Regions from separate parts of the Homo sapiens genome. Here region 2 is linked to region 1. The links are chromatin contacts, found by Hi-C or POLR2A ChIA-PET in ENCODE. All regions are on one chromosome and are shown on one strand. The core of a region is the stretch at or near the end of the contact, and the rest is flanking DNA. Distances in the headings are between cores, read along the strand shown.

What was found. A loop is a pair of places that touch in the nucleus more often than their neighbours do. ChIA-PET counts read pairs that join two places held with the same protein, here RNA polymerase II (POLR2A). Pooled maps may share reads with other maps.
Region 2: a loop to region 1 is called in a pooled map, with 2.4 times the contacts of the local background. The contact joins the enhancer-like site here to the promoter of NCAPH in region 1. A Hi-C loop is called at or near these places in 2 of 50 pooled maps. POLR2A ChIA-PET finds 5 or more read pairs at or near these places in 10 of 52 experiments (AG04450, H1, WTC11 and 5 more).

What each region holds. Positions count from the first base shown.
Region 1 is chr2:96,331,926-96,337,015 of GRCh38, reverse strand. NCAPH (non-SMC condensin I complex subunit H) reads right to left here and starts at 1,250. Exons shown (of 18, transcript NM_015341.5): 1 at 1,168-1,250. The coding sequence starts at 1,186. RefSeq lists enhancers at 94-935, 936-1,777 and a silencer at 856-1,175.
Region 2 is chr2:96,221,786-96,226,951 of GRCh38, reverse strand. The region is part of intron 1 of STARD7-AS1 (STARD7 antisense RNA 1); the gene reads right to left. Among named protein-coding and RNA genes, the nearest start is that of SNORA112, 9.7 kb to the right of the region's middle. RefSeq lists an enhancer at 1,547-1,841. Within about 2 kb of position 1,776, at least 4 of the 41 ENCODE cell types and tissues checked have a DNase peak (open chromatin) inside an H3K27ac peak, as active enhancers do.

The DNA.
Region 1 (5,090 bases), core at 1-2,500:
ATCTATAACTTCCATGTTGCCTAAACCCTATGGTCATTTTCTGGCCTTTCTCTTGGAATCCAGCAGCATTTGAAACAGCTGACAGTCCCTTCCTTGTTGAAACACTCTTGGCTTCTTCCTATACCACTGTCTTTTGAGTTTTTCCAGCTCATCCTTCTCTATCCAGCTTCTAAACGTTGGTCCTAGATGTGCAGGGCCTTCCTAGTGTTCTCACCTGTTCCCATGGTTTTATGGTCTAATGGTCTATATGATAATGGTATCCAAATTTATTTCTCAATCCATGGGTCACTTCCCTGAGTGGTCCATATAACTCCCCTGAGAGCCAAATTCTCACCTAAGTGATTATAGATCCCTTCACCTGAGTCTCTCCCGTAAGTCACACATACCATGTCCAAAATGTAACTCAATTTCCAAATCTCTTACCCAAGGCCTCCAGACCCTGCCTACGTGTCAGGCCTCACTAAGCTTGGTCACAATGTTCTGGTCAGGTCCTAGGCCAGGCCAGGCTCTTCCCTGCCTCATTTTTGTACTTGCTCCTTCTGCCTGAAACACGTTCCCTAGTATCTGCCTAAAGATCTTCCCTGAACCCCTGGCGGAGCCACCCCTACTCTGCTATACTCAATCACAGCACTCAGCCTCATGTGTAATTATTTCTTTTGTTTACTGTCTGTCTCCCCAACTCCAACAGTATAGAGATATTATCAATTTTGTTCGCCCAACGGGAGAGCTCAGTACTTTTGAATAGATGCAAAAATAAATGCATGCATGCTAAGCATACAACGGTAACCACATCGCTTCCAAAGCCCTGAAAATAACGTCTATTCCAGGAAAACCACCATTTTAATGGAGAGACACCGAGCACGCTTTAGGAGCCCAAGGAGGAGGCCGCCCCACCGCCCGCCCGGGAACTGAGGAGTGTGAGGCAGGGCCCGCGCGCTCTCCGACTCCGGCCGAAGCCGCTTTCTGATTGGCTGAGCGCACAAGGTCCGCCCGCCCCGCGCCGGCCCTCCCCTCCCCCCGCACCGGCCTCTGCTGTCAGCCGCAGGGCCAAGACCCGAGCTGAGCATATCCTCTCTCCCCGCCCAGGCCAGCCCGCCAGCCCTGCCCGCCCGAAGTACTGCTTCGCTAGGGGCCCTTCCCGCCGCGCCTCCCGACCGCCCGGCTCACCTGGGCCGGGAGGTCCCATCTTTCCTTGGCGTCTCCTGAGCTGGTTTTAAATCGCGCGCGTCGAGACGCCTGAGCGCCGTAACGGCCGCGTGACGTCGCCGGCGGGCCGGGCCAGCAGCGCGCCTGCGCAGACCACCTCGGGCCTCCGCGGGCGGCGTCAGAGTGAGTTTTGGGTTGAGGACCCCGTCTGATTGGGCTTCTTGGGGTCGGTGGACCCCCTGAAATAGTATGAAAACCCCCTCCTTCGAGGACTAGGTGCAGGACTGGGCTTGGGAACCCAGCGTCGAGCAGGGTGAGCAAGGCCCGTCTTTCGTGGAATTTACTTTCTTTTTTTTTTTTTTTTGGGACGAAGTCTAGCTCTTGTCCCCCAGACTGGAGTGCAGTGGCGCGATCTTGGCTCACTGCAACCTCCGCCTCCTGGGTTAAAGCGATTCTCCTGCCTCAGCCTCCCGAGTAGCTGGGATTACAGGCGCCTGCCACCACGCCTGGCCAATTTTTGTGTTTTTAGTAGAGACGGGGTTTCACCATGTTGGCCAGGCTGGTCTCGAACTCCTGACCTCAGGTGATCCGCCCACCTCGGCCTCCCGAAGTGCTGGGATTACAGGCGTGAGCCACCGCGCTCAGCCCGTGGAATTTACTTTATAATGGGGAGGCAGATGATCGAGAAAACGAGGTTTATTTCCCTTAGAGATCTGTGCTGTGTGGGCAGCAAAACGCTGAAAACCTCCGGGAAGAGGGACGGAGGGGAGCGGGAGCCTACGTGGGAATGAGGAGCGGTCCAGGTGGGGAAGAACTGATGCAGAAATGCTATGTATACATTAAATATAGTACAAAATGTACATTTAATATAGTGTAAGATGAAGGCCATCGTTTTATTCAGATTCTTGTGAATAGCTTCCTGTGAACACCCCCCACCCTTCAAAAAATAAATAAAGGTCGAAAAAGCGAAATAAGCATAAAATGCCATCTGTCCCCTCAGTTTCATCTAACCCTAAGGATTGAATTATGGGAGTAAAGGCCAGGGTGATTCCCTGGAATATCCCCAGCACATCCTAGAATTTCTTGTAACTCTCATATCTGGCATCTTTTACAGTGTTTCTCTTCAAGGGCACTGTTGGCATTCAGGGTGAAACAATCCTTGGCATGATAGGATGTTTGCCCTCTTTGTGGGCTCTTAAGCCCCCGTAACATCATTTGCCCACTAAATGCCATCAGTGCTGTCGCTCATTTTGGCAATCAAAAAGTGCCACCCTTTGTTGAAAACCACTTTTTTTTTTTTTTTTTTTGAGACAGAGTCTTGCTTTGTTGCCCAGGCTGGAGTGCAATGGCACGATCTCAGCTCACTGCAACCTCCACCTCCCAAGTTCAAGCGATTCTCCTGCCTCAGCCTCCTGAATAGCTGGGATTACAGGCGCCCACCACCACACCCAGCTAATTTTTGTATTTTTAGTAGAGATGGGGTTTCACCATGTTGGTCAGGCTGGTCTCGAACTCCTGACCTCAGGTGATCCACCCGCCTTGGCCTCTCAAAGTGTTAGGATTATAGGCATGAGCCACTGCGCCTGGCTGAAAACCACTTTTTAAGCCTATCTGTTGTTCGTATAAACTTGTTCTTCTAGTGACCACCTTCAAATCTTCAGCGTAAGGCTGTGTGGGTTAGAGAAAACAGGTTGACACTGTTTATCTCAGCAAATGATACCATCAGCCACCCAAGAACCCAAATCAGCACCCAGGAGTCATCCTGGGGGATTCCCTCCCTTTCTCTCCCCACACAATCCATCATCAAGCAAGCTATTTTCACCTCCTAAAAATTGCCAATCCTGCCTTTCTCCTTCCATCCACATTACCTTCTCACTGGCCTGCTCTGGCCCCCCCTCAGGCCCTGAGTAGTGTATGCGGAGTCCAAATCTGAGCTGTCACTCCCACTTGTCCCCCACCACTTCCTCCCGGAAGTATAACACTTCAGGGGTTCCACCACCCTGGGAACCTCTAAGCGTCCTACAAGGTCCTGGAAGGGTCTTCCTGCCAGCCTCCCCACCCCTGCAGCCTCTCCAGCCTCCTCAGGGACCTTGCTCCCCTTGCTCCCTGCCCTCCAGCTGCCCTGGCCTTTTTTCAGATTCCTCTCATCACACCTGCTCCTACCCCCAGGCCTCTGCACACACACACTCCTCTAGCTAGGATCCTCTTCATCCCCATCTTCACCCCCGTAGCTCCAGTTAGGTTTCTACTCCCCTCAGGTTCCTCAAGGAGACCTTCCCTGATACACACAACTCTCCATACTGGAGGCTTCAGGAGAACTTGTCACAGCTGCAATTTTCCATGCACTAGGGTGACTATTTCATGTCTGTCTCCTACATAGACCGTCAGCTCCATGAGGATGAAGCCATATCTGTTCACTATGGTTTTCCCATGGCCTGGTGCTGGCCCTGGACATAGCAAGTACTTAAATATGTATTCAATGAGTACATCTGGAAGACAATTTTAAATCCTGGGTTGGGCATGTTAACCTCTCTGGGCCCCATTTTCTTCCCCGTCTATAAAATGGGGAAGGCACTATCCCCGCACTGGACTTGGTCAGTATATGCTGGGGTCCCTGTCATCTCCCTCACTTGTTCTCTCTGCTGAATGCATCTGAGGGAGGACACTGGGACAAGTGTGATCCTCTGGATTCCATGTGTACATAAGAGTAGCAAGGGTTAGGTGATACACTGAATCAGGAGCCTCTGAAGAACAGCTTGGAAGCCCTGGGGGAGGAAAGCTACTAAGTGACCCACTAGGTGAGCCTTGAGGCTGTTCTGTGGGAATAATGGAGCCACCTGAGCTGCTTCCAGCTTCACGTGCAGGAAGGCAAAGCCAGCTCCATGCCCAGTGTCTCTCTGGGCCAGGGCTGCCTTATGCGGGCAGGTCTTTCACCTCCTGCTCTGAATGCCATCTTTGTTTTGTTTTTAGGACTATGAAGGGTGCCAAAAGAGTGAATGATTTGGCCGGGCGCGGTGGCTCAAGCCTGTAATCCCAGCACTTCGGGAGGCCGAGGTGGGCAGATCACAAGGTCAGGAGATCGAGACCATCCTGGCTAACACAGTGAAACCCTGTCTCTACTAAAAATACAAAAAAAAAAAAAAAATTTGCCTGGCATGGTGGCGGGTGCTTGTAGTCCCAGCTACTCGGGAGGCTGAGGCAGGAGAATGGCATGAACCTGGGAGGCGGAGCTTGCAGTGAGCCGAGATTGTGCTACTGCACTCCAGCCTGGGCAACAGAGCAAGACTCCATCTCAAAAAAATAATAATAATAAATAAATAAAGAAGAGTGAATGATTTATCACTGATCTCAGTGGTGTACAAAGCTCAATACCTCTGTTTGTGCAAAAGTAAAGTAGTTAAGGTTCCTCCACTAATCCTAGGCTGCCAGAAAAGCAGAGCTGGTGTCGTCTTCCTTCCCCACCCCATTTTACTCTTCATGGAGATTCTACTTCCCCCAAATAAATGGGAAACTGCCTTAGTTTAGGTGAGAAACAATAGTGTTATCCATTGGCTACCTGAACAAGCAATCTTTTGGCTTCAAATTTGCCCTGACTTTCCAGCCTGCAGCTGGCTTATATAATGATGTAGTCTGTGATAGAAACCATCAAGTCACTGGGACTTAGTAGGCATATAGTTGAAATGGCTTTGCGTTCGTTTTGGCCTCCAAGCAAATGCCTTTTTTTTCTTTTTTTTTTTTTTTTTGAGACGGAATTTTACTCTTGTTGCCCAGGTTGGAGTGTAATGGCGCCATCTCGGCTCACCACAGCCTCTGCCTCCTGGGTTCAAGTGATTCTCCTGCCTCAGCCCCCCCAAGTAGCTGGGATTACAGGCATGCACCATCATGCCCAGCTAATTTTGTATTTTTAGTAGAGACAAGGCTTCTCCATGTTGGTCAGGCTAGTC
Region 2 (5,166 bases), core at 527-3,026, 110 kb after region 1:
CCTGGAACTGGAGAAAATATTTTCAAAACATATCTGAATAAAGGGCTTGTATCCAGAATATATAAACAATTTAAATAATAAAAAATAATTTTTTTTAAATTTAAAAACGGGCAAAATATTTCAAAAAACAAGTCATAAAAGAGAAACAAATGGTCAATAAGCACATGAAAAAATGCTTAACAAGACTACTCAACAAAGAAGTACAAATTAAAATCACAATGAGGCCAGGCACAGTGGCTCACGCCTGTAATCCCAGCACTTTGGGAGGCTGAAGCAGGTGGAGGATTACCTGAGGTTAGGAGTTCGAGACCAGTCTGGCCAACATGGCGAAACCCTGTCTCTACCAAAAATATAAAAATTAGCTGGGTGTGGTGGCACATGCCTGCAATCCCAGCTACTTGGGAGGCTGAGGTAGGAGAATCACTTGAACCCGGAAGGTGGAAGTTGCAGTGAGCTGAGATCGTACCATTGCACTCCAGCCTGGGCAACAGAGCAAGACTCCATCTCAAAAAAACAAAACAAAACAAAAACAACCAAAAGAAAAAACACAATGAAGTATTACTATAAGGCCGGGTGCGGTGGCTCATACCTGTAATCCCAGTACTTTGGGAGGCCAAGGTGGGTGGATTACCTGAGGTCAGGAGTTCGAGACCAGCCTGGCCAACATGGTGAAGCCTCATCTCTACTAAAAATACAAAAAATTAGCTGGGCGTGGTGGCGGGCACCTGTAATCCCAGCTACTTGGGAGGCTGAGGCAGGAGAATCACTTGAACTCAGGAGGAGGAGGTTGCAGTGAGCCGAGATCGCACCATTGCACTCCAGCCTCGGCAACAAAAGCGAAACTCCGTCTCTAAATAAAATTTAAAAACTGACAATATGGAGTACTGGCAAGGATGCAGAATAATCAGAACTCTTATACACTGCTGGTGGGAATACAAAATGATAAAACTACTTTGGAAGCAGGTTAGCAATTTCTTAAAAGGTGAAACACTGCCACTGCACTCCAGCCTGGGCAACAGAGCAAGACTCCGTCTCAAAAAAAAAAAAAGTGAAACACCATAAAACCTAGCAATTCCTTTTCTAGGTATTTACCTGAAAGAGTTGCATGCAAATATTCATAGCAGCCCAACCTGGAAACAATCCAAATGTCCATCAAATGGATAAACAAATGTCAGTATATTCATACAATGGGATAGTAAGCTACAAACTACTGATACAACAAAATAGATGAATCTCAAAACCATTACACTAATGGAAAGAAGCCAGATACAACATACTATATGATTTCATTCATATGAAATTCTAGAAAAGACAAAACTATAGTGATAGAAAGCAGATTATGGCTGTCAAAGGCCAGGGGTTGGGGAAAGGGACTGGCTGCGAAGGGGCACAGGGAACTTTTCAGAATGATGGTAATGTAATGTTTCACAGCATAATTGTGGCAGTGAATCTATGATTACCCCTTGACTGCCTGGAGAGTTTCCCTTTTGCAGCATAGGAAGAGAGAACCCAAGTGAAGGCCAACTGACTCCTTGAGTTGAGGACAAGGAGTTGGAAAGTCATAGAGAAGTTTGAGAAGCTGTTGCCTCTGTGGGTGTGAGGCCCTTGCTGGTCATTAGGCTCGTAATACAGGAAGAAGTCCTGGAACTAAAGCAGAGAAGAGTCAGTACAAGCTGGAATGAGCCAGTTACCTCTGCCTTTATTTATCACTCCATCTGACTGTGGAGTTTCCAAAAGTATAACGGCCCTGTTTCACTTCTGCTTTCCAAACAAGTTTCTGTTTGGCCAACTCTATATGTGGAGGAGAATTCTGGGAAATACCTAGCTTGACCAAGTTGACAATAGAACAATACGGCATCCACACACAAAATTTAAAGAACCATCCTTCATTACAAAGTACTTACATAACTTTTCTTAGTGTTATCTCAATAAAAACGAAAAATAGGAGATCTGATGATCAACACTGTATTTTCTAGCCTAATAATATTCAACTAATAATACTAATTGAAAAGAATTATCAGTTTTACCTATCTCATTATGAGAAGTGCCCAACATATTTTTATAATTTTGTTTTTTGAGACGGAGTCTTACTCTGTTACCCAGGCTGGAGTGCAATGGTATGATCTCGGCTCACTGCAACCTCCGCCTCCCAGGTTCAAGAGATTCTCCTGCCTCAGCCTCCCGAGTAGCTGGGATTACAGGCAACTGCCACCAAGCTCAGCTAATTTTTTGTATTTTTAGTAGAGACGGGGTTTCACCGTGTTAGCCAGGATGGTCTCAATCCCCTGACTTTGTGATCTGCCTGCCTTGGCCTCCCAAAGTGCTGGGATTACAGGTGTAAGCCACTGCACCTGGACACATTTTTATGATTTTTAATGACATTTGAGATACATGTTGTTTTAATCTTTTTTTTTTTTTGAGATGAAGTCTCACTCTTGTCACCCAGGCTGGAGTGCAGTGGCATGATCTCGGCTCACTGCAACCTCTGCCTCCCGGGTTCAAGCAATTCTCCTGCCTCAGCCTCCTGAGTAGCTGGGATTACAGGCACGCACCACCATGCCCGGGTAATTTTTGTATTTTTTAGTAGAGATGGAGTTTCGCCATGTTGGTCAGGCTGGTCTTGAACTCCTGACCTCGTGATCCGCCCACCTCAGCCTCCCAAAGTGCTGTGATTACAGGCATGAGCCACCGCGCCTGGCTTGTTTTAATCTTGTATGCTAATAATAGAAATAAAAATTCAGTCCAGAAAAATAATGAACCCTTAAAGACTTATAAGAAATTTTAAAAAATTTTTAATTTTTATTTTGTGTGTGAGAGACAGGAGCATATGATGGGGGATCAATAAAGAATTTATGGATGGGCACAGTGGCTCACACCTGTAATTCTAGCACTTTAAGGCCGAGGCGGGCATATCTTCTGAGGTCAGAAGTTCGAAACCACCCTGGCCAACATGGTGAAACCCCATCTCTAATTACAAAAATCAGCCGGGCATGATGGTGCACACCTGTAGTCCCAGCTATTCAGGAGGTTGAGGCAGGAGAATCACTTGAACCTGGGAGGCGGAGGCTGCAGTGAGCCAAGATCATACTGGCTGGGTGTGGTGGCTCACGCCTGTAATCCCAGCACTTTGGGAGGCCGAGGCGGGTGGATCACTTGAGGTCGGGAGTTCAAAACCAGCCTGACCAACATGCAGAAACCCTGTCTCTACTAAAAATACAAAAAATTAGTCAGGCATGGTGGCACATGCCTGTAATCCCAGCTTCGGGAGGCTGAGGCATAAGAATTACTTGAACCCAGGAGGCGGAGGTTGTGGTGAGCCGAGATCACACCATGGCACTCCAGCCTGGGCAACAAGAGCGAAACTCCATCTCAACAAAAACAACAGAAGAATTTATGCTGTACATATACTTCATTAGGATAAAATTCTGTGGGGTAAGCAGATGAAGGTGAAAAGTAAAATTAGCAACTCTTAAAAAAAGAATAATGACTAGGGTTGGGTGTGGTGGCTTACGTTTGTAATCCCAGCACTTTGGGAGGCCAAGGCAGGAGGATTGCTTGAGCCCAGGAGCTCAAGACCAGCCTAGGCAACATAGTGAGACCCTGTCTCTTAAAAAAAGTTAAAAAAGGGCAACCCCCTTTGGGTCCCCTCCCATTTTACGGGAGCTTTGTTTTCACTCTATTAAATCTTGCAACCACATACTCTTCTGGTCTGTGTTTGTTATGGCTCGAGCTGAGCTTTTGCTCACTGTCCACCCACTGCTGTTTGCCACCGTTGCAGACCTGCTGCTGACTTCCACCCCTCCAGATCCAGCAGGGTGTCCACTGTGCTCCTGATCCAGTGAGGTGCCCATTGCCTCTCCTGATCAGGCTAAAGGCTCACTATTGTTCCTACATGGCTAAGTGCCCGGGTTCGTCCTAATCAAGCTGAACACTAGTCGCTGGGTTCCACGGTTCTCTTCCATGACCCACGGCTTCCAATAGAGCTATAACACTCATCGCATGGCCCAAGGTTCCATTCCTTGGGATCCGTGAGGCCAAGAACCCCAGGTCAGAGAACAAGAGGCTTGCCACCACCTTGGAAGCGGCCCACCACCACCTTGGGAGCTCTAAGAACAAGGACCCCCCCGGTAACATTTTGGTGACCACGAAGGGACCTCCAAAGCAGTGAGTAATATTGGACCACTTTCACTTGCTATTCTGTCCTATGCTTCCTTAGAATTGGAGGAAAATACCAGGCACCTGTCGGCTAGTTAAAAACGATTAGTGTGGCCACCAGACTTAACACTCAGGTGTGAGGCTGTCTGGGAAAGGGCTTTCTAACAACCCCCAATTCTTCTGAGTTGGAAGCGTTGGTCTGCCTGGAACCAGCTTCTGCTTTCAATTTTCCTGGGGAAACTGAGGGCCTACTAGAGGCAGAAAGCTGTCATCTCAAACTCCCAGCATTAGCCGGTTGAGTTCATGGCACAGCCAGAAGTCTCTACTCAACAGTTGCCCATGCGTGTACCCCTACCTTTCCTTCTGACCCATACGTCCTGGGTCCCGACCATGACTTTCTTGAAAGTGTAGCCCCCAAATTCTCCTTACCTCTGAATCTACTTCCTCTGATCCCTGCCTCCTAGGTACTAATGGTTCAGACTTTCATTTCCTTTCCCAAGTATTAGAGCAAGTTGTATCTCCAAAGGGATCTAAGGAAGCTCTATGCTGTGTCCTTAGGCATCTAGGCTATGAACCCAGGGAGTTTTGTCCCTGGTGTCCCTCCCAATTTAGGCATACAGCTCTTGACATGGGCAGTTATGTGGGACCCATTCCCTACCACCCTTGCCAAGGCCCCAAGTTTGTAAATGCCTAGGAGGATTGCTCTTCCATTGTGTAAGATGCTCTCCTCCCCCGATTTCTACCCAGCTTACCCCTCTGCAATGCAATCTCTAAGCCTTGGCTCCTTGGCCAGGGCCTTAGAACTGATGACCCAGTACTTTAACAATTGGAACTGGGTCTACGACAACATAATAGATCAGAATGAAAGCAAATTGAGTAAGTCAAGGAGAGAAGAGATAGAGAGAGACAGAGAGAGAAAAGAGAGAAGAGAGGGAGACAGGGAAAAAAAGAGACAGAAGTAGTAAAGAAAAAAACAGTGTGCCCTATTCCTTTAAAAGCCAGGGTAAATTT